Regions from separate parts of the Homo sapiens genome. Here region 2 is linked to region 1. A link is a loop called in an ENCODE intact Hi-C map of the cell type or tissue named here. Cell type or tissue: heart left ventricle. All regions are shown on one strand. Links, peaks and the distances in the headings refer to the core of each region. The heading gives the core; the rest is flanking DNA.

Region 1 (12,189 bases), core at 2,193-10,192:
ATCACCCAGCTTCAACAATTATTAACGCATAGCCAATGTTATTTCATGTGCCAGTGCTGGCCAATAGAATTTTCCACAATGATGTAAATGTGCTAGATCTGCACTGTGCAGTATGGCAGCCCCTGGACGCATGTTGACTATTGAGCACTTGAAATGTGGCTGGTGTCACAGGGGAACTGAATTTAATTTTTTAAGTTTTAATTAACGTAAATAGCCACAGGTGGCTAGTGGCTACATCCTGAACAACGCAGATTAACACCGTCGCCTGCTTCCCCGCCATTGTTAGTCTGAAGAAAATCCCAGGCAGGGCGTGGTGGCTCATGCCTGTAATTCCAGCACTTTGGTAGGCCAAGGCGGGTGGATCACGAGGTCTGGAGATCAAGACCATCCTGGCTAACACGGTGAAACCCCGTCTCTACTAAAAATACAAAAAATTAGCCAGGCATGGTGGCCGGCGCCTGTAGTCCCAGCTACTCGGGAGGCTGAGGCAGGAGAATGGCATGAACCCAGGAGCGGGAGCTTGCAGTGAGCTGAGATCGTGCCACTGCATTCCAGCCTCGGTAACAGAGCGAGATTCCATCTCAAAATAAATAAATAAAAATCAATTAATTAATTAATTAAATAAATAAAAAGAAAATCCCAGACATATTATCTCACCCATATCTTTTAAAGCCTTCCAGATGATTCACATGTAAAACCCCAGGTGGAAAGCAATGAACTGCTGTTTTAGCCCATTTGTGCTGCTGTAACAAAATATCTGGGACTGGGTAATTTATAAAGAAAACGAACTGCTGGGCACGGTGGCTCATGCCTGTAATCCCAGCACTTTGGGAGGTTGAGGAGAGAGGGTCTCTCAACCCCAGAAGTTCGAGACCAGCCTGGGCAACACAGGGAAACTGTGTCTCTACAAAATATGAAGATAAATCAGCTGGGTGTGGTGGCATGCACCTGTGGTCTCAGCTACTTGGGAGGCTGAAGCAGTAGGATCACTTGAGCCTGTGAGGTTGAGGCTGCAGTGAATTTTAATTGTATCACTGCACTCCTGCCTGGATGACAGAGTGAGAACTCGTCTCAAAAAAAAAAAAAAAAAAAAGAAGAAGAAGAAGAAACTTATTTTCTCAGAGTTCTGCAGGCTGAGAAGTCCAAGATCAGGGCACTGGCAGGTTCAGTTGTTTGATGAGGGCTGCTCTCTGCTTCCAATATTGTGAGACTCCACAGGGGAGAAGCACAGCAGCCTCACATGTTGGAAAGGCAAGCAGGCTGAATGCTGATGGAGCTTCTGTTACAAGGTCCTTCTTTTCATTCACAAGCGAGTCTCTCTCACGGCTTAATAATCTCTTCAAAACCCCAGCGCTTAATACTATCACATGCACAACATCTGAATTTTGGAGGGGACATATTCAACACATAGCACTATTCAAGACTACGATCCTCCATTTATTTAGAGGACAGACTTTCCAGCAGCCACACAACCTTAAGAGAGATATTCTCAACCTTGAGTGCACATTCAAATCACCTGGGGAGCTATACCTATGTCCAAGCCCTACCCTCTGAGATTCTGATTTATCATCTATTTGGGGGTATGACTCTTTTTTTCTCCTCCTCCTCCTCCTTTTGCCACAAGTTCCTCATGTGATTAAAATAGGTTGAGAATTCCAATTGATTAAAGAGGGTTGAGAATCACTGCTTTCAAGTCTTTCTACATAAAGCCTGTTCCACAGACTAGCAGAACTGGCATCGCCTAGGAGCTGGTTAGAAAAGCAGAATCTCAGGCACCACCCCAGATTTTCTGATTCAGAATCCGCATTTTAACAAGTTCCCCAGGTAACTTATATGGACAATAAAGTTTGAGATGTCCTACTCTAAAACAGAGCTTCTCAAAACTTGGTCTTACGACCAGAGGTCTCAGGTTACCTGAGAACTTAGGAATGTAAATTTTCGGCTTCACCCCAGAACGCCAGAATCAGAAATTGTGAAGGTGGAGCCCAGCAAGCTGTAACTGGCCCTGCAGGTGATGTTGATGTATTCTCAAGTTCGAGGCCCCCTGCTCTGAAGCCTGAAACACAGCTCCATATTGCTATGAATCCAGAGCTCCAAGCAGCAAGAGATGATTATGAAAGCAAGTACTCTACCTCAAAAGAGAAGCTGAAGTCATCCTCGGGCTCCCACGCAAACAATTATACATGAAATATCTCTTTATAATCCATAGGAATGGTTGGGGAGGAATTAAAGAAGAAAGCAAGCAACCTGGGATCCCTTGGTATGGGAATAAATCCTATGCTCCCTATACTCTTCAGAAGAGCACAAACCAATAACCGATGTTCATAAAAATGTGTAAGACATTAAGCCCTTAAGTTGTGTTCATTCAGTTCATTCTCAGTACATTAAGAAGGCAATTATGTTTACATTAAAAAAATATTTCTATTACAATGTTTTATGTTTCTTTCAAGTGAAAAATAACTACTTAGGACAGTCTATTGTTCCTAAAAATGTTGAAGGATAAGAAGAAAGGTTACATGAGGGTGGTGTGGTAGGACTTAAGACCATTCTCCAGGGCAGTTATTGTTAGGCTTTCTGAGGTCTTGCCTTCTTCTGAGAGCTGGAGCAAAGCCATGAACCTTCGTCCCTTAAAATGCGTTCCCAGAACGTACAGAAAATTTTGCATGCAATATCAGAAGATTGAGGCCCCCTAGGCCAATGGGACTGATGTTGAGGGTATCCATTCTGCTGTGGGGAGCAGCCAGAGAGAGCAGAATGACGCTCTTTGAGGGGTAGAAGGATTCACACCCAGGCTGAATCCTGGCATTCTCTCCAACCAGTTAAACCAGAGCCTCAGATTCCTCCTCTACAAAAAAGTAGCTGTAGGAAGGGCAGTTTTACTATTGCCATTCTACAAACAAGGAAATTGAAACCTGGAAAAGTGAGAGCTAGTCTAGGACACCAATGGCAGGGTCAGACTTGCAACCTCTATGGCCTTTGAATTGGGCCGTCTGCTGCCCAGCAGGATGCAATGCCCCCTTTTAGACTCTCCAGTGCAGCCAGGCGCACCATTCCCGTCCCTACTGTCTAGCTTAGCCCTTCCCACCCTGAGAGCTCATCTCCTACACACCCAGATGAAGCCTGCTATCATGACCACTTGTCCTCCCCCTAGCAAAAAAGAGCCATCTCTGCTTGCAAGCCGTATTCCGAGCCAGGAAGAGCTGGCCAGGTCATCTGTTAAGCCTCAATGCATCCTGAACAGAATGAGCTCCTAAATCTGTGGCACTGGATTGCACTTACTCTGCTTAAACGCCTATTTCTACTACTAAAACATGAACTCCTTGAGAGTAGGGACTGCCTGTGACTCCTCTTTGCATCCCCAGGGTTGGCCCGTGAGCACCTAACAAACAAGGAAGGTAGGGCAAGAAGAAGGGAGGGAGGGAAGGCAGGCACCACTCTGGCCCTTGCAGGTAGAGCTGTTTGGGGTCCTGATTCATCACGGAGCAGCCTTTGGGACTTTGCAAGTGCTATTTTACCCTGGTATTGTGTTTGCAGACAAGCCTGTCTCTAAGACTAAATTTTAAGCCCTTTGAGGGTACAAAAGAGTTTTCCTACCTTTATGTAGGAGATACCAAGGGCTACATTATATAGGCAACACAGTGGGTGGCCCTGAGACCTTCCATTTTCCTGAAGAGTCAAGATCTTCCTACCAAAGTATCCTAGACCCTAGACAGTAGGGTCTAGACTGGAGGCTATGAGCTGCCAGGAAATGAGTAGCCTAATTCTGCATACCCAACTTCCAGGAACCGCAAGCACACACTAACAGGACAAACTGTGGGTTCAGCTTCCCTCTCCCACAACCCCCCAGTCCCTCAAACCACACATATTGTCCCCAACTGCTCTCTTCTCCTCCAGCAGTGGGGCCACAGCAAGTAGAGGGGGTGGAGACACCAGGGAGTAGATTAGAGAGTGAGTAAGGCTGTTTTTCAAAATGGATCTCAGCCAGAAGGCCCTGATCTGGGGCACAGGGTCCCTAAGTTTTCAATGTGAATGCAGCCCCTGCGAAGCTTTGAGCCTAGGGGCACCCTGCGCAGGTGATTATGGGTGCATGTGTGTACACATTTGCATGCATGTATGTACACACACCACACACATATAAACACACACAGCCTTGGGGAGCAGAATAGAGCTGACTTTTGGTAATAAGCTGCCTGCTCTGAGTCCTAGCAATCCCCAAAGCCCTGCGCATTGTGACCTGGTTCCCGTGATCTGTAGGGTAACTTGGCAATTGGTTTCCCAGAAGTGCAGAAGTTAGTGACTGAGCCCAGCTCCAGGGACACAGAAAACCAGAAGATCCAGCCAAAGAATCCCCTACCCCTCTGACTGCACAGGTAGGCAATGCCTGATGCATTCTTGTACACAGTACCATGCTCACTTCTGACAGTCTGGTTAGAGGAGCTGACACCAAGAAAAAAGATGGAACAATCTCCGGCCTAATGCACCACTAGGTGGTATGACCAGGAAGTTCTGTGGCTCTTCAAAGAAGGCCAAGTTCCACTGGAGAGGGATCCAGGAGGTGACATGGAGGTGGTGAGACCTGGACGGATGAGGAGGAGGCAGACTGTTGGAGGGAAATGGAAGTAGTCCTGGTAAACCAGGAAGGAACACAATGAAGAATTCAGAGTAACAGATTTGAAATACTGTGTGTGTGTGTGTGTGTGTGTGTGTGTGTGTGTGTGTGTGTGTATACAAGAAGAAAGGTTACACTAGGGTGGCGGGGTAGTACCTAAGACCATTCTCCAGGGCAGTTATTGTTTTACATACATATAAACTCACAGCAAAAATGTTAATGAGTTAAAAGGCTACGTGGGGAGCATAAGTCCCTTGGTCCCCATCTCCACTTTTCAGAGGTAAATTTGTGTGTGTGTACACTATGCTGGCGTATGTTTTTGTGTTTCTTTCCTCATTTTCACACAAATGGGATCACAGTATAGCTACTATTCCAACTTACTTTTTTTACTTAACCATTTATTTTCAAAACCTCTCTTCATTAATATATAAAAATAAACCTAAAACTTTATAATGGTTGTTAATTACTCCATTATAGGAGTTACCAGTGCCCTTCAGCTGTAAACATTTACCTTGCCTTCAATATTCTGCTGTTTTGACCTGGCACTTTGTGCACTACCTAGGCAGGTTCATCAGTGAAGTAAACCTACAGCAGTTTCTGGGTCAAGGAAAACTCTAGTTTCATTCTCGCCAACAGTTCAAATGGCATTTAGTGAGTACCTACAATGTGCAAGAGAGAAGGGAGAATAAAAGAAAATTTATTTTAGTAACACTGAAAATAAGCCAGTCTTGGGGACCTGAAGCCTCATGCGAAGAGGTATTTATTGAAGAATGGGCTAAGGGCATTTCTACTCTATATTTTTTTGCTATTGTATGTATATATAATGTATATATTTTTGATAACTGTTAGATATGCAACCTAATACATGGGTTGTAAAACATTACTGCAGAGCAGGTAATTACATAGCATATTTACCCCCAATCTATTATATATCGTAAGTTCTTTTCACTGTGTTCAGCATAACTCAGTGTGTTATAAACTACATGCATGAAAAATCACCATGCACTTTTTCAGCATTATCTCCCAGGAGTTACAAGGATTGCCTGTGGAGGTTAGAACCAAATTAGTCTCTAGCCTCAAGCCCACCCCTACCCCTAATACCAGCCCCAGCACGAAGGAGCATTCACATCAGGCAATGGCTCAGCCTGCTGTTTTCCCAGCCAGAAAACCAGTGAGTAGGAAGCAAGCCTCCCCACTTGAGTTCTGATTTCCTGAAAAGCCAAATTCTCGTTGCTCTCCCTACCGAGGCCCTTCCTCTGCCCCCACCCTATCATCAAAAGTGAAAGTGTTACTGCAACAGCACACAAGCGCTGGCATCAAAGATCTGCGTTATTCACTGGTTCCCAGAAAAACACTTGTCTGGGACACGGGTTAAGGAGCAGCAAAGAAGAGGTCATTGATCTCTGTCTCCAGGGCTCAGTGGCTTTGGCATGGGGAGGGGCCGAGGCTTTCCAGATGTTCCACTGAAGGACTGGATGGGTGCCAGGAGAGTGCTGCAGATCTACAAAGGGATGCCTGTTCCCCAAGAGTGTACCATGCAAAGTCAAAAACTCTCTGAAGAGAGCACTGGCCAAAGTGGGCAGGGCCCCCAGAGAGACTTCAGCGGTGAACATCTTCTGCTGTCCTCACTCCCTTCAGTCCACAGCCACCACAGCCACTACACCCCCTCCCCAGCACTCACATGCACATATATTTCCCCCAGACTACCAGCTCTTGTTCCTATAGTAACAAAGCAAAAGCTAACAGGGTTTGAAAAAGCAGTAAACTTGACAGCAACCATACAGAAGGGCAAAGAAAATGGCCTGGGAAATTCTGTTCTCACCCTAGAAATCTGCCTTCAGAGGAGTGCCAGCCCATCAGGGGGCCCCAGCTACAAGTCTAAAACCTCAGCTCCCAAAGGCACAATTCCCTTCCTCTGACTCCACCCATCCTCTCTGAAAAGGAGAAGGCCAGAGTTACATGGATCAGTACACTATGTAAGTTTGCAAGTTATCTGAACAAGGAGCAACCCCTAAACACAGCATTTGGGTGATTACGTGGCAATGATAACATGGCTACTATTAACACCTCTGATTCAGTCATTCATTAAACAAATACTTACTGAGCAGGTACTGTATGCCAGGCACTATTCCAGCTTGCTGGGGATACAATGATAAACAACTTAGATAAGATTCTTGTCCTCGGGAGCTTACATTCTAGAGGGGCAAACGGATAATTAGTAAACAAACTGATACTAGTTTAATAAGGCACTAAAAGTACAATGAAATAAAAGCAGCTCCAGTAACAAAAAAGATTTCCAGGAAGTATATTATGTATAAAAATGGAGGCAGTAGGACGATAGAAAGAAAACTAGACTTTCTACATTATACAAGTGTGTGGTGCTTCACTTTCAAAATGAGCTTTCATGCACATCAGCTCATTTTGCCACTGCCACCTATTGAGTTAGCAGGGTGAGAATGCATCAGTATACTCATTGGCCCAAGCAGAAACATATTTGGAAGCCCAGATATGTGACATGATTTGTTCAAGATCCACCAAGTTTCATTCTTTGGATATCTATGTATCAGATAACCATAGAATGAAAAGATTATCTACAAATGAGGGGAAGATATTGCAATACATGACTGCCTCTGAAGCACTAAGAAATAGACAAAAACAACAGAAAAATGCACTAAGGGAGTGAACAGACATTTTTGAGGAAAGGTCAAAAACACATAAAAAGATTCTCAACATCACGAATAATCAGATAAATATAAATTAAAACTATAATGGCATATCACCCACCATACTGGTAGAAACTTAAAAGTCTGATAATACCAAATATTCATGAAGATAAAAAACAATTGGATATTGCAAACATGTCTGGTGGCGGCATCAACTGGTAAAATCACTTTGGAAAACAACTTATTACCTAGCAAAGCCGAATGTGCACGTATCTGTTGAACCATCATTTACCATGCCTGGGTAAATAATCTAGAGAAACTATAGATAGATACAAGGACACCCCCATAATATACTATTGTCCTTAATAGAAAAAACTTGAAAGTAATCCCAACGTCTAGGAATAGAAGAATGGATAAATTAATTTTGATATATTAATATAATGGAATAATATACAGCAATAAAAAAACGAACTGCAGCCACACACACATCAATATGGATGAATCTCAAAAGTAGAATGTTGAATGAAACATAGGATGATACTATTTTATTTATTTATTTATTTATTTATTTATTTATTTATTTATTTATTTATTTAGAGATGGAGTCCTGCTCTGTTGCCCAGGCTGGAATACAACGCCCTGACCTTGGCTCACTGTAACCTCTGCCTCCTGGGTTCAAGTGATTCTCCCGCCTCAGCCTCCCAAGTAGCTGGGATTACAGGCACCCACCACCATGCCCGGCTAATTTTTGTATTTTTAGTAGAGGTGGGGTTTCACCATGTTGGCCAGGCTGGTCTCAAACTCCTGACCTCAAGTGATCCGCCCGCCTTGGCCTCCCAAAGTGCTGGGATTACAGGTATGAGCCACCGCACCCGGCCTGATACTATTTAAGTAAAGCTCAAAAGCAGGTAAAACAAAACAATACATTACTTGGGAAAGCATACATTTAGGTGCTAAAATCATAAAGAAATGCAAGAAAATAATACAAAATTTAAGATATTTACAAAATCTTTCCCCCATTGGGGGAAAAAATGGCAAAGACAAAGTCAGTGAAGGGTGCCCAGGGGCTGAAAGGCACTGGCCATACACTTATTTTAAAGCTGGATCATAGGGACATATGACCCATGATATACAATATAAGTTCAGCATAAAAATAGTGGAAGGGAGGGAGGGTAAGTCTGATTTAAATTAAGTCCAAAAGACAGATTGATTCAAGGGAAACAAATCACAGAGGGTATTTTTTTCTTAAGTCAAAAAAAAACCCCATCATTTCTAAAACAAAGAAGGCTGACGAAGGCCTCATGCAGTACAGGAAGTGAATGTTAAATCCAAAAGACGCTGGTTTGATTTATGTTTAAAAAAATTAAAAATAAAAGCAAAATAGGTTCTTCTCCAGGCAGAGCCAGGTGTTTCTAGTTGGCCTGGTAGTGTCGCGGCTAGAAGGGCCATCGTTACAGGCAGGGAGAGGTTGAGTGGCCTGAGCAACATCTGTAATTAAGCAGGTGAAGTCTGTCTTCTAAGCTCCAGCCACTCTGCCAATGACCCTGGTGACTCAAACCCACCTATTACAGGCAGTTCTTGATTTTCATCCCTTCAGCCTTCAAACAGCACACAGGCCACACGTGGACGCTCAGCCGTCAGCTGGCGGTCACGTGTCACAGGATGCTTTCTGCCAGCCAAGCAACTCAGCCACCTCCACAGCTTTGCCATTTTTACCTGGCACCATTTACAACGGCCATTCCTTAATCATTTAACAAATATTTCCTAAGGACTACTGTATCCTGGCACTGTTTTAGGTCATGAAGGTACAGCAGAGATGAAAATAAACACAGTCCCTGCCCCGATAGAGCTTAGATCCTAAAGAGTTTGTACAATTATTTGAATACTTTATTGCCTCCTACCCTTTAAAAAAAAAAAATCAAAATGCTGGGTGTGGTGGCTCATGCCTGTAATCCCAGCACTTTGGGAGGCCAAGGCAGGCAGATTGCTTGAGCTCAGGAGTTCAAGACCAGTATGGGCAACACAGCAAGACCTCATCTCCAAAATAAATAAATAAACAAACCAATCAATCCATCGAAACAATGAATTAGAAAAAAATTAAAATGTTGGCCCTTGTGATGAGAGCGATAGATCTACTTCAGAGTATAGAGGCTAATAGGGCACATCGTCAAAGCTTTAGCCTCAGCTGGGCCCTTCCAGAACTTAAGCAGGTTGACAGGCTGCCCAGATGATCACGTGAACATTTTTTAAAAACTCTCTTAAAGAACAAACTGCTGGAAATATTACCAGAAATTGTTTCTGAACAATGAGACATAGTGAGGGGATTTTGTAATGCATTTTAGTTTTCTGGTAATGGAATCCTCCATAATAATGTTCAACTGAATTATTCAACTTTCACTCCTTTGACTTCCAGAAGCATTTTTAGAAAGCATCACGTGCAACTTAGGGAACCAGCTGCCTACAAACCTAGCAGTTGGTCCTTTATTAGTACAGCCACTATGGAAAGCAGTACAAAAGCTCTTCACAAAATTAAAATAGAACTACCATATGATCCAGCAATCCCACTACTGGGTATATATCCAAAAGAAATGAAATCAAATGTCAAAGAGACATCTGCACACTCACATTTACTGCAGCACTATTCACAACAGCCAAGATATGGAATCAACCTAAATTCCCATCTGATGATGAATGGACAAAGAAAATGTGGTACATCAGCACAATGGAATATTATTCAGCCATAAAACATAATGAAATCCTGTCACTTGCAGCAACATGATGAACCTGGAGCACATTATGTTAAGTGAAATAAGCCAGGCACAGAAAGACAAACACTGCATGATCTCACTCATAGGTGGAATCTTAAAAAGTTGATCTCATAGAAGAAGAGAGTAAAATAGTGGCTACCAGAGGCTGGGGAAAATAGAAGTCAGGGGGGATGGAGGGAAGTTGGTCGATGGGTACAAAGTTACAGTTAGACAGGAAGAATAAGTTTTCCTGTTCTATTATACAGTAGCATGACTACAGCAAATAACAATGTGTCGTATATATCAAGAGAGCTAGAAGAGAGAACCTTGAATGCTATTAACAGGAAGAAATGATAAATGCGCCAGGCACATGGCTCACGCCTGTAATCCAAGAACTCTGGGAGGCCGAGGTGGGTGGATCACTTGAGGTCAGGAGTTCGAGACTAGCCTGACCAACATGGTGAAAATCCGTCTCTACCAAAAATATAAAAGTTAACCGGGTGTGGTGGCAGATGCCTGTAATCCCAGCTACTCGGGAGGCTGAGGCACGAGAATTACTCGAACCTGAGAGGCAGAGGCTGCAGTGAGCGGAGACTGTGCCACTGCACTCCAGCCTGGGTGACAGAGTAAGACTCTATCTCAAAAAAAAAGAAAAAGAAACAAACAAATGATAAATGTTTAGAGAGGGGGATATGGTAATTGCCTTGAGTTGATCACTATACTATGTACACATGCATTGAAACCCCAGAAATATACACAATACATTGTATCCCAGAAATACATGCAATTATTATGTATCGATTATAATTTTTTAAAAAAATTTTTTTAAAAGAAAGAAAGGCTTAGGATTCCATCTTTCTATAAGGGTTTTGTTTTTGTTTGTTGAGGGAAGGGAGGGTTCGCCTTTTAATGCACACGGAGACTTCAAACCATCATCATCATGAAAACCCTGAAGGCAAAATCTCAAGCAAAGACAGAAGGTAGGTCAGTGTTAGGGGCAGCAGTCAACAGCCTTATTGTGCCCCTCCTCACAGGGGCAAAACATTGTTCAGCCCATTTATGGCAATACATCACCCACTGCAGTGAGAAGCTTTCTACCCAAAACAAAACCCCTTCTCAAGTTAAGAAGCTAAATTCTTCTCAAAGAAACCTCAGTCTCTTTCTACTCCTGTGGCTTCCAGACAAAACTCCTAAGTTTGAGGAGAAAATCCTTACTTCACAGGACACACAAGCAAGCACGATGAAAGGATGTTTCCCCTAAAGTCAAGGGCTTGTGTTGCCATTTCCCTTTCTCCCAGATGGACCTGTTCCCAGACACACACCGATGCACTGTGTTTTAACAAACTCCACATGTGCAGCTACACGAGAGAGACATTAAGGAGCAAATCCTGATGTTACAGACTTTTTCACTTCTAAAAACTCTTCTTAGGAAGGGTTCACACAATTGGGGGTTCATTCAAATAGGGAGCTTCCCTAGTTCTTTGGGAACAAGGTTCAAATTTTAACATTTCCATTTTTGCCTAAATTTGTAAGATTTTTAAGCATTCTGTAAATACCTGCTAAGATCCAACTTTTTCCCTTTTCCTTTATTTCATACACTCTTTTTCTCTACCTTCTTACAGTGTAAGCCTTGGATTTTTAAAAAGTAAAATAAACACTGCCTTATCAGCCTCCACTTGTATATATTTATGGAAGTTACTTGTCACATCCAGATCTTACAAAAGATCATTAGAAGAACAGTCTTGTAATAGAACAAATGGAAACACTGGTTCATCAAAACCAGAAAAAAGAACTGCAATTATCCAATACAGCCCTCTAGCTAATATATAAATTTGTTCTACGATATTTCAAAATGCTCATTTGGTCTCTCCTTGAATACCTCCAGAGATGGAGAGCTCCCTACTTACTGTTTGAGTATATTTAACTGCTGGTGAGCTCTGCTTATTGGAGACTTTTTCCATACATTAAACTAAGCTGAAATCTGCCTCCCTATAACTCCTTGTAACCCTTGTCATCCCAAAGCTGCAAGAGGAGCCACAGAATAAGTTCTCTCTCTATTCCACTTGGCCACATTTTAAGTTTCTAAGACACCTACCAGGTCTCATCTACTATTAATATTAAGGCTCCTGTTCTTTGGCCAAGAATAATTGGGTCTGGCTCCCTGGTGGTA
Region 2 (12,189 bases), core at 2,162-10,161, 82 kb after region 1:
ACATCAAATTAGGAAATTGGATTCCGACTTTGCAAATCCCAACACGAAGCTGATTATAGCACTGATTTGCCAAAGTTTCTCCGGCAAATCCCAATTAATCTGATTATCTTTTAAGCTCTCCAAATGTAAGTCTTCTCCTAGATTCACAGCCAGCCCACTTCTTCCTTTTTTGGCAGGTTCGGTTCCACACCTCACCCGCAAGTGGCCCTCACGCCTACAGGGGCCTTGTCAACACTGCTCCCTCTGCAAAGACCACCTTTCTCACTGCCTCCAATTCCATGTCTTCAGCTCCTTCCTTGGGATCCTGGCCAAGGCCAAAGCCTCTCCCCTCCCTTAAAATCAAGTTTACACTGCACATTTGCACTTGGCCTTCTTTGCTTTGCATTGCTACTTTTCTTTTAATATGAGCACACTTCATTCCTTCAACTAGACCCTGAGGTCCTTGAGCGCCAGCACAGAGCTCTCCTGACATCCAGAGAAGATATTGGATACAGCGATGCTAGTGGGTGAGTGTGTGTGTGACTGAACTGACATGAAATCTCCCTGCAGGTTGGATCCTAACAAAGTTCGAAGTCATGGCCTGGAAGATGAAGAAAGAAATGAATGGAGGCTGCAGCAGTTTCTTCAGACAGATCTATGCTTTCTGTGACTTTCCTATCACAGGTCCTGAGCCCCAGCACTACACATTCAGATTCAACAAGTCCGGAGTAGGGCTCTAGAGCTTGCACACTTCCCGGCTCCTAGAAGATTCTAAGATGGGAGGCTCGTGAGCCACACCCAGAGAAACACCATCCTGTGACCAGAGAACAGGTTAGGATACTGAACATCCCCTCATCTGCAGACCAAGAAAAACTGAGTTCTTGGCTAGCATGGAGCCTAACTTGTGTTTTAGTTAATTCTACTTCTGTCACTGGAGGTTGGATTAAACAGTAAGAGAACGACTTCCATACAACCAAAGGTGAACATAAGGTATAAAAAACCTGCAGATAGAAGTAGATTCCCAAGGAGGGAAATGCTGAAACCCAGCAAAGGAGATGACTGCAGTTCCTGACCTGAGACTCCGTCCTATTTCCCTTATGACATTACCCAGTGGTGCTTTTCCTGTTCCTAGAAAGAAAACCAACAGGGTGCAGCCTTCGGTGGGTGGGGGTCTATGTGTGCACAAGTGCACACAGTGATTTTTATATAAAAAGGCTCACCACAGGACAGCCACCAGCAGGATGATGCCCAGAGCACCGGCATTCTTACCATAGCTAAAGAAAACCCTGAGTATTTGGCCTCTGCAACCAGGGAACAAAGGGAGTTTTGAGATGGCTGTGCGTAAAGGAGCTGGAAGTCATTCCAGCATTTAGAGCTTCAATTGAAAATAAACAAACAGCCCAAGCCTTCCCCAGGACCCAGTCTGCCAAGCACCAGCCTGGGAGTGCACACTGGCCACTGGGGCCAGCACATGGCTATTTATATTCATAATCCAATTTGGACGGGGAAGGCGCATGAAAATAAATTGATTATCTTGAAACTGTAAGAGCAAAATTCATCAGGACAAAAAAGTAATGAAATAATATAGAGGAAGTACCTGAGTAGGTCATCTGAGGGGATGTTTCTCGTGAACTGTCTCCAACCCAGTTTGCTTTCTGGATTCAGACACGAGAAAACTGGCTGACAAAGTTCCAGAAATCACATGCCAACATGTGGATAGAGCTTTGCTGAGTATTTTTCCCCTTTTCTGGGTGTGTGTGTGTGAGTGTGTGTGTGTATGTGTGTGTATATATATATAGTTGTGTGTGTGTATAGATTGTTTGACAGAGGGTTGATTATCTCAACTCAGTTTCTAGCTGGTGAGGAAGAAAAGTGGACAGTTCATAAAAAACAACCATCTTTCCCAAATCTGAGGGTCAAACACAAGGGTACATTATCTTGGAAACACTGGCTTTCTATCTTAGGTCTTGCCCATCCTCTTTTCCCTAGAGGCTAGATTCAACTCTGCCTTCCCACAGGAACAATAGCAACCATTTATGACGCGTGTGGGATATGTCACCGGCTGGAGATGCACAGTCAGGAATAACCTGGGATGGGGACTCTCGGCCTATTTTAAAGATAAGGAAATGGAGGATCAGAATCGAAGTGACTAACCCAACACCACCTCGCTAATCAAGTGGGGACTTGGGATTAGAACCCAAGTCTGTCTGGGGTTTGTGTTGTGACACCATACTGCCTCCCTGAAAAAACCTAAGGACAGTCTCTAAAATCAACATTCATTCCCAGGAAATGGGCACTTGCTGGGGTCAAGTCGGAAGATGGGCCTGGACGAGAGGAGGCTTGGTAAAGCACTGATAGCTTGGAGTTGAGAAAGTATCCCTTTCTTAGCTCAGCTCCGAAGAGTTTACAAGACAGACTTAAGGAGAAACACTTTCACGGACTGCATCTATGAAGGCTGGCCCTTAATTTGAGCTTTCTTCTCTCTGTAGATGAATTATTTAAAAATAAAATAATTTTGATAAAACTCATAACCAAAAACGAGGCTCAAACCTCACCTCCATTTATTATCTATTGGTCCTGAGAAAGGATGTAACCTGTCTAGGATTCAGGTAATTTGTTTTTCAAGTGAGTAGACTGAAGAGGGATGGATGAGGCAGGACCCTGGACCAGGGTGGCTTCTGTGGTCCCCTCTAGCAATGAAATTGATGATTCTAATAACTAACAGAAGTAACCCCGCACTGTGGTGTCCTAGACACCACAGGAGTTTAGGAAAGTGATAATGAGAAGCTATTTTGAATATTTCTGAAAGCCTAAAGAAAAGCAAATATTTCACAGAGATCAGACCACACAGCAAACTACATTATCAGATGTAGCTGTTCCAATATCATGTCGGGGGCCGGGGGGCGGGCGCGGGTGGAGGCCCTGCATCAGCTGCTGGTGATGAGCATCTCTTGTTCTGAGTAAAGCTCCCTGCACCTGTTTCAAAGGTTCTGCCTGTATGCAGAACAGCCCCTCTGACACTTGCAACTGCAAATTTTGATTAATAGAAAATAACAAACAAATTGTCATTAAGGTAGGGGGAGGGGAGACTAATCAAAGATACTGAAGAACTGAATATGATCATTTAAGAAAAACAGGGCTGAGGTTGGACTCCCTGCGATAGGGTGGTAAGCAGGAGTCAGAGGTAGTAATTTGATTTCTTTTTGGTTTTGAGACAGGGTCATGCTCTGTCACCCATGCCGGAATGCAATGGTGCGATCACGGCTCACTGCAGCCTCAACCTCATGGGCTCAAGCAATCCTCCCACCTCAACCTCCCAAGCAGCTGGGATCACAGACATACTCCACACCAGGCTTTTTTTTTTATTATTATTTTGTAGAGATGGGGGGGTCTCCGTATGTTGCCCAGGCTGGTCTTGAACTCCTGGGCTCAAGTGATCCTCCCGCCTCAGCCTCCCAAAGTGCTGGGATTACAGCCTTGAGCCACTATGCCCGGCCTAGTCATTTGATTTCTAAATTAAGTGATTCTTCCTCAGGAGCTTGTGATACAATATGTAAAGCATTTCACGAGCCCTGGCAATTTCTGCAAACACTGTCCAAATTTTTCCTGGCTCTGAGCTGAGACAGTTAAGCTGTCCTCAGTGGCTCAGCAGTGTCAACGGGATGAGCTAGCTGAGAATTGGAAAGACAGCATTTTTGTGATATTTTAGAAAATAGAAACATGTTATAAGAAGGGAAGAAAGCAAATGTGAAACCACAATGAGAGGAGGAAGCTATGACTTCCACTCATCATGAGAACAAGTTACTGAGCAACCCTGGCTGACCAGATGGTGGGATTGGGTGGGCCACCCATGGAAGGCTCTGAGATGTGACCCCCTGGAAACTGAGCATCCCTGAGGCCAACCCTACAGAGGTTTGGGGTGCCCCCTTTGTCTCTCACATGTGCCTCGAAAGACAAGTGAAAGGGATTGCTTGGGGAGGCCAGTGAGATGTGTCCTTCTTTCTTCAATCCCACCACTCTGGCTCTTGGTCGCCTCATTCTCCTGCCTAAGAAGCTCCCATCTTTATGCCAAGAAATCAAATCTAATTCTGCTCAAGCACCTAGAACTCATTACCAGTTTACAAGGAATATAGGGCCAGAGGAACAGGTTAAAAGACACCATGGGAATACAATCAGCAAAATCCAAAATGTGGGAAACTTTACAGGACAATGACTAGTTTCTTCAACAAAAAAAGAAATGGCAAAAACAAAAAAAGAAAAAGGAGGGAGTAGAAATCTATGAATGGAATGAGACATAAAAAACAGCACTCAAATGCAACGTATAGACCTTATTTGAATCATCATTCAAGCACATCAGCTGTTCAAAGTTTATGAGACAAGTGGAAAAATTTGAACACTAATTAGCTATTTGATGATATGAAAGAATACAGGTTTCTTTAATGTGATAATGGCACTGTGGTTATATATGTTTTAAAAGTGTCTTTGAGATCGATACAGATGTATTTACAGATGCAATGTATGATGTCTGGAGCTTTATTTAAAATAATCCAGTTCAGGAGAACCTATGGAGTGAGGTAGGGAGAAAACAAAATTGATTATGTATTGATAAATGTTGAAGCTGAGGGAGATTTATTATACTGTTCTAGGTTTGCATATGTTTAAAATTTTCCATAGTAAAAGGTTTAAGTTAAAAGATGACTGTGATATATTTTTGAATTTTTGATGACAAGGAAATTATAAAATAATAGTTAAAACATAACCCTATTAAAATAAATCACACTACATATGCATGTATTAATTTTTATATACTTGAATAGACATATATATCTATATACAGGCAAAGAAAATCTTCTGAAAGCATGTACCCCAAACGTTTAACTATTAATCATGTTTTCTGGGGGAGAATAGGCCTGGTAGGAGATTTTCTCTTTTTTTTTTTTTTTTACTTTAATATATTTCTGCATTATTTAAATTTCGTCCATCAAACGAGTCTTACTTCTCAGTTCACAAATGGAGCAAGGAAGTAGTCGCAGTGACTCCCTGGAGCTCTCAACCTAGCTCTCGCAGGCTCTGTATCCCAGACCCCTCAACCCACAACACCTGGCACAGCCCAAGATCAGCAAGTCTTTCCTCGCCCCCGGACATCCCTAGCACTAGCGCCGCCTCTGTGCCTTCATCCGCCAAACATTCTCTTCCCATGCCACCTTTCGAATCCTAGCTCCAGACCCACTTCTTCCATCCAAGCAGTCTTGCTGCACTACTGCAGTGTGCAAGGGTCTCTCCTCTCCTCTACAAGTTGGCCAGGAGCTAACTACGCCTTGCCACTGTGTCTGGACAGCGCATTCTTAGAGGAAAACAGGCCACAATCCCCATACTACCTAGGTAGTCCAGGACGTAGTTGGGCACGTTAGGTGCTCAGTAAAGTTCCAAGTTACTTAATCTTACTGAGCCTGGGTTTCCTCACGTATAAAACGGGAATCCAGTTACCTACCTGGACTGCTGTGAGCAAAAGTCAAAGTAAAGTAGGTAAAACTCCCTGCACCTGTTTCAATCGTTCTGCGTACACAAAACAGCTTCTCTGACACTTGTAACTCCAAGTTTTAAGAGAATGAGAAGGAGACGTGAAAATCCACGTGGATCCACTCACTGGGAAGAGCACTGAGCTCAGAACTGCCCATTAGTTTAAATATTAACAGTAATAGAAATAATGTCCCGGGGTCAGGAGGAGGAGCTCCGAAGGTCACACCTTGAGCTCCCACTAGGTGGCAGTATTGTTTACCTGCTGTTATGCAAATAGAGGGGAGGGCCATCAGCCGGGAACATACATCCTCTGAAATTGATGATACAAAGGAGGAAATTTCTATATTAATTTCCCCATGATAGTGGAATAGACGTTGGCTTGAGGAAATGCACCGAGTTAGAGGAACATCCGCTAAAAACCAATAATGAAACCCCATGAGGAGCCCTTAGTGTCTGTGTAGAGGGGGAGATGTGTGTGGGGTAGGGACGCTGAGTGAAAGTAGTGGGACCATCTCAAAGGCGGAACACCAGCCAAAGGCGAGAACCTGCCAGAAGTCCAAACCTTGACTCAACCTTTCACACTCGAAAAGTAGTATTAATGTGACCAGTCGAAATGAGGATCTCCCCATCAGGGTCTCCCAGAGCATAAACTCCACGGAGCTAAGCGGCCAGGCATGTTCTCTTGGGACATCAGTCTCCAGAGAAGCAAGACTGGAAGATAAAAGCCTCCTGGATTCCAACTTCCCAAAGCAATACTTTCATGTCCCACTGCTCAAAACCCCTCATGGCTCCCCACTTCTTCTAGACAAAGTCTAAACTTTGCCACCTGGTGGCAAAGCCATCAGCAATTGGCTTAAACTCCACCCACCAACCCCAGGGACTTGGGAAAACATTTGCCAACCCACCCCTCCCTCCCACCCTTACTCTTCCTCAATGCTCCCAATGAGGAAAATGAAGCCCAAGAGATAAATTGACTTGCTCCTCCCAAAGCCCACCCTCCAGTCCTCTGGGTTTTCTCTGCACAGCCCTGCTCATCCTGTGATACAGACTCGGTGCCAAGTCTTCCCATGCTGAAAAATGACTTTGAGTCCCTGGGGCCTGCATTCTGTTCCATCTCAAGAACCTTTGGTGTGGTGTCTGTGTTGAATTGTTGCTATCTTTTCTCTCCAAAAAGATCATACCTCCATGAGGGCAGGTAAAATGTCACGTTTCAGTAGAAATACTGCAAACCAAGTTTCTGGCAGGGGGAAGGACAATGCTGTGATTAGGAGTGTGGGGGCTGTGCAGTCAGGCTGAATCCAAATCCTGACTCTTTCCCGAACCGTATGACCTTTACAGGGGTGCCTACCCTCCCGGGGCCTCTGTTTCCTCATCTGTAAACAAGAAGTAATAATAATACGTACTGCATAGAGTTGCTAGTGCAGATTCAATATCAAGTACGCAGGGTGCTAGACGTATGTCTGGCACATAATAGGGACAAAGATGGCTATGTCCTGTAGTCCCAGCTCTGTTGCTCATCAGCTGAGGGGTATGAGGAAGTCACATTAGCTCGTGGGCGCCACTGCCTTCATTGGCAATACTGAGAAGAGTGAGGGCAGACAGGGTGGGCTACATAATGTGCTCTGAGGTTCACGGTGGCTCTAAACCTCCATGCTTCTCCAGAACACTTCTCACATTTCCCCAGGAGATCAAGCTGGTACATGAATATAAAGGAAGGGGGACCAAGGTGCTGACTCGGCCTACTTAAAACTCACCCTCTATCAACACCCATCTCAAACTTACCTTCTCAAGAAAGTTGTCCCTGACAACCCCCAGTCCCACTCTGCCTGTTTCAACAAGGTTAGATCCCACTATTTCATGCTTTCATAACACCCTATGCTTTCCCTTATAATACATATTCCAAATGTCGAGTGAATTATTAATTGTGGACTGTAATTCCCCATTTTGCAGATGAGCAAACTGATGTTCTGGGAACTCACGTTATTCTTCCAAGACCCACACAGCCTGTCAGTCAGCAAGCCATGAGACCCTGCACTCCTCTCACTAGGCCATACTGCTTCTAAGGGGTTTTTAGTTATATCAAAAAAAAAATGATAACTTTCATATTAAGGCTGGGGTGATTCCTTGAGAGAAGATACACAGATCAGAAGGAAGAATGGTCTGTGGACTCTTCAAATGAGTTTGCTTGGAGAGTTCTAGTCAGAAAAGAACCAGAGGCATACATGACAAAAGGCTGTGAGGCTGGCCTTCCTCCAGCAGTTTTCTCCAAGGCCCTGAAACCACATTTGGGCTTCTTTAAACGGAATCAGAGTGTCATGGTGGAGGGAGGGGGAGAAGCAGGGGCAGAGTAGCATCATTAAAGCCTCCTGTGTGGTTTTGATTAGATCATCTGAATTAATAGTTCTCACAGGCAGGTCTTGATTAAAAGCAAATAAGTTTGCGAGCAGACCACCTACTGGAAAATACTGAGCTTAAGATCAAAGTCCCTTGAGCAAAAGCCTGCAAGATCATGTGGGTGAGATTCTGGGCTTGGTCCGTTTATTAGGACACCCTAAAAAAATCTACCTTCATCCTTTAATCTGCAAGTTCCTGGTTATTTGTTCTCTTCAGGAGCAGTGGCAATTTCAGTTCCTCTCAAGTCCACCAACGCCTACTGAGTGTGTACCAGCAGAAAAGCCGAAACTCGTAGGGGATTCAAGTAATGATGTCTGATCCCTGACCTCAAGGAAAATGCCAAAGGGATGGCTCAGAAAGTGAGGAGAGTTTAAGGAGGGTGTTCATCAGGTCGCCTTTTCTCAGAAGCTTTGCTATTCAACCCATGTTATGCACAGAATTCATTGTCTAATTTTACTGAAAGGCAGAATTCTAAATCTCTTCAACTCCATAAGTAAATTATATGATCTTTCAGAATGTGATAAGTACATACTCTGCACTACAGAATAAATAGCATGGGGTAAGGAGATCAGGATGGGGGAAGGGCATTGCGGTTTTAAGTAGAGTATTCAGGGTATGCCTTATTGTGGGCACATTACAACAAAGATTTGAAGTGGGGTTTCAGTGATCAAAAGTGATCCAGGCAGAGGGAATGGCCAAGACAACAAGGGGATGCCTAGTAAGTCTCAGGGATGCAAGGAGGCCAGTGGGAGGAGTTGGGAGAGAAAAATGCACAATGAGGCCGGAGAAGCAGGGGTGGGGTACAGACCATGTGTGGCCTTGTAGGCTGTTTTAAGGATTTTCACCCATGATGAGAGCCCACTGTGGGATTCTGAGCAGAAGAATAACGTAACCCGAGGATCATGCTGGCTGAGGCAGCAGGAAGCTCAAGGGTGGAAGCCGAGAGACCCATTAGGAGGTGACTGCAAGTTCCCTGGTAGGAGAAGGCAGAGGCTCAGACCAGGGTAGTGGAAATGAAGAGAAGGGGTCAGATTCTGGATTTATTCTCTTCTTGGGCCCTAAGTTTCCTAGTTTGCAATAGTTTCAGCTCCCACTTTCCATCTTCCAGGGAGGTATGAAAATAAGTTGAAAACAACTCTATGGAAATGTTTGGGGGCTCTTTGATTTAAAATGGCCCCAGAAATTCAAAGGCAGTATGAATAAGCTCTTGCTGGTGGGAGAATTTCATGAGCCTCAAATGCTGTGAGCACTGCATGAAGCATGAGAACGGGCGGACTGCGTGGAGTCCACCTTCCCTTGTGCCCTTTCCGCATACACTTGTGTACATGCACACGGGGCACACTCACGGAGCAGGAAGACAGTAACTCATGGAGTGAGATGGCCTGGTGAGGGCACTTTTTAACCAAATGACCACAGGAAACTTATTTAATAAAGTCCAAGAGCCTTAGTTCCTTATGAGCAAATGAGATATAAACATGGACAATGGGGCTTGAGGGGCAATTACGTAAAGTGCCTGCCACGACACCTGACATGTAATACAGTCTCAGTAATCTTTGTTCCTTCCTCAAGGCCCCCCTTGGGAACCAATTCAACCGTGGGGAGGAGATCATCCAGAAGGCAGAGGAATCCACTTGTAAATAACTGAGAAGTGTCTACGCTGCTATTGTCATTTTACTATCCTGTTTACCATTAAGAAAAACAACTTCCTTCACCACACCCTTGCTGGGACCGTGTCACTGGGCTTCCTCGGGTCACAGTGATACCCTGGACTTGGAGACGAACTCAGGAATGGGAGGAGCAGGACTGAGACTCCCAGGCACACGGGAAAGGGTGCACTGGCCCTGGGAATGTGCAGCTTGGGTGGGTCCCTCCAGGAAAGAGTCAAAGTCAGGGTGACTGGGCGTCCCGGCTTGATTCATCTATCAGAAGGCAAGGTGGGAAATCAGGTAGTCTCACAGACCACAGCCTGTCTGTCTCCCTGGGCCTGTGGCTTCAGAATACCCCTCTCAGTGCAACCCTACCCCACAGGCTGCCTGCTCTGTACAGTCACACCAAAAGCCACCCGATTCCTGGCATTCAGCTTTCCCCAAGGCATGGGGTGCTTTGGCATGATGGAAAGGAGACAGGAGAGACAGGGAGGGAAGAGAATTTATCAAAAAGAGAGAAAAAGCGGGCACTCGGTCTCTAAAGCCGTGCTGATGCTGAGTTTGCCTGTACAGGCCTCTGACGGGACTCTGCCTCATCCTGGGTTCACACCTCCGTTCAACACCTATTTAGTGAGCACTTCCACAGTGGAAGGCTGGGAGCTACAGAAGATGAGATGAGGCTGCCCTGCCAGGCTGGTGTCCGATCACCTCCCGTGAGGCTGTGAAGCAGCTGCTGAGAGAGGGGAGGCCTTAGAACCTCACCAGTCGCAGGCCCTGACCACAGGGGTGGTCAGCCCAACATGTCCCAGCCAAGCCCAGCCCTGGAACTCCCAGGATGACAAGTCCCTGGCTCCCTCCAGCCCCCATCTCTCCAAGGGAGGTCCTACCAACAAAGGGTGGGTCCCCCAAGATGAACAGCAGCAGCGGGGGAGGGGAGGACTCTGGGGTCTAGAAGGAAATTTCTACTTCTAACCTGATGTGGCAGACAGCAGCAGCCACGGGATGACAGCAGCGGACAGCACCGAGCAAGAGCATCGCTCAGCAGGGATGTTTGCTGAAGGCCTGCTCCACGAGGAGGGCAGCCTTGGGCAGCTGCCCAGGGCACCTTACCCAAGGCCTGGCAGCCGTAGGTACAGGAGCCCCAGGGTATACTTCGTGGGCTTCTAGCAGAGCAGGCCACTCTGGATGGCCAGGGGAGGAAGGAGGTGAGAAGCAGCCCACAGGCTGCTGTGGGGCAAACAGGGGCTCTGTAACTTGGGCCTGCTCCTCCCTGCCATTTCTGAAGCATCGTCTTTCCCCAGGCCAAGGCCTACTTGGGGACACCTCTCACTGGAATTCTAGAATGCTCCCAAACAGTCAATTCAAGTCCCAATTACACAGTGAGAAGGGAGGCCCAGGAGTAATAACTGGGGAGGCAGTGTGGCCTAATCATTAGCACAAGGCCTTTGGAGTCAGCAAGAGCAGGTGTGAATCTCAACCCTACCTCTTGATGCCCAGGAGTTCCATCAGCTTTGGCTTCTTCGTCTGCACAAGGAGGATGACAGCACCTCCCTTACAGAGCTGCTGTGAGTAGCAGATGAGTTGATGTCTGTCAAGTGCTTAGCACAGGGCCAGGCTCAATGAATAGTGTCTGTCACTACTTCGGCCATCATCATCTCCACTCAATGTCACACAGCTGGCCAGAAACAAGCCTGAATCCAGGTCTCCTCGGCCACCACTCCCAAAAGGCCTCACCCTCCTGTAGCCTGGGTGACCCTTCTCCTGGGGACAGTGACATCAGAGAGCAGAGTTGGAAGACTGTGGGTCCCAGGAGCCAACATGGATCTTCTTGGGTTTATGACCTTCAAAGACCCACCCTGAGAGGTCCTGCTCAAAAGCCCCTCGGAGGGGCTATGCAGCCAGTGCCTAAGGAATCCTGAAGGGGAAGGAGCAGAGCAGCCAGAAGGAAGTTATTAGGTAGGGCTCTTGCCTTCCAGGGCAGGACGGTGCACTTCTCCCAGAAAGCCTTCCCAGTCATACACGGCCCAGCCACCTGCCATCACCACTCCATTCGGGCCAGTCTAAACACCTAAACAATGACAAACAGGGGCTCAATAGGGTGTCACGGGTACAGCACATAGTCTCAGGGTTCATGCAGCATGCCTTTCCATGCTAAGAATGGGAGGAGGACACCTTGTCCTCTTCAGCCCCTGCTCCTCTTCCCCGAGATACACTCCCTGACCACCTTCCCCATGCAGAGCTTGCTCCTTAGAACCCACAACTTCACCCTAAATGGTGCTGAGCATGTGGCAGATGCTCAACTCACATCTCTTCAGTAAGCAGCTGCCACTTAACTTCTCCAAGCATGGATGTCCAGTGAAGGCAGCAAGCTCACTGTGGGAAGAGCCTATCTCTCCTCAGTCTCAAGGGTCCCCAAAGAGCCTAGGATCAGGCAGAGTACCCAGGAGATGGTCAATTGAATAGTGAAAGTGATCAATGAATATCATGGCAAGCTGACAAAATCTGCATTTCCTAGGAGATATACAGTATTTATTGCATTTCTTTCTCATTGTGACCCTTGGAGATAGGAGACTGTCCCTCCCAGGTTCCTAAATCCCTCCTTACTTCTACCACCTCCCTTTTCTCTTTCCCATTGCTCTCTGTTTCTCTT

What was found. Peaks named below come from ENCODE experiments on the same cell type or tissue, not always from the same donor. Only the 100,000 strongest peaks of a DNase experiment are listed, where the experiment ranks them.
Region 2: it touches region 1 in a loop (2.5-fold over the local background); 4 of 110 quality-filtered maps call a loop at or near these places.

What each region holds. Positions count from the first base shown.
Region 1 is chr2:45,854,720-45,866,908 of GRCh38, reverse strand. The region is part of intron 2 of PRKCE (protein kinase C epsilon); the gene reads right to left. Among named protein-coding and RNA genes, the nearest start is that of PRKCE-AS1, 190 kb to the right of the region's middle. In heart left ventricle, for the core only: a CTCF peak has its summit at 6,460; a DNase peak (open chromatin) is centred at 6,058; H3K4me3 peaks cover 914 bases; H3K27ac peaks cover 913 bases.
Region 2 is chr2:45,772,338-45,784,526 of GRCh38, reverse strand. The region is part of intron 1 of PRKCE (protein kinase C epsilon); the gene reads right to left. Among named protein-coding and RNA genes, the nearest start is that of PRKCE-AS1, 100 kb to the right of the region's middle. RefSeq lists a silencer at 5,732-5,821 and an enhancer at 5,603-5,897. In heart left ventricle, for the core only: a CTCF peak has its summit at 5,744 (motif pointing right); a DNase peak (open chromatin) is centred at 5,748; H3K27ac peaks cover 524 bases.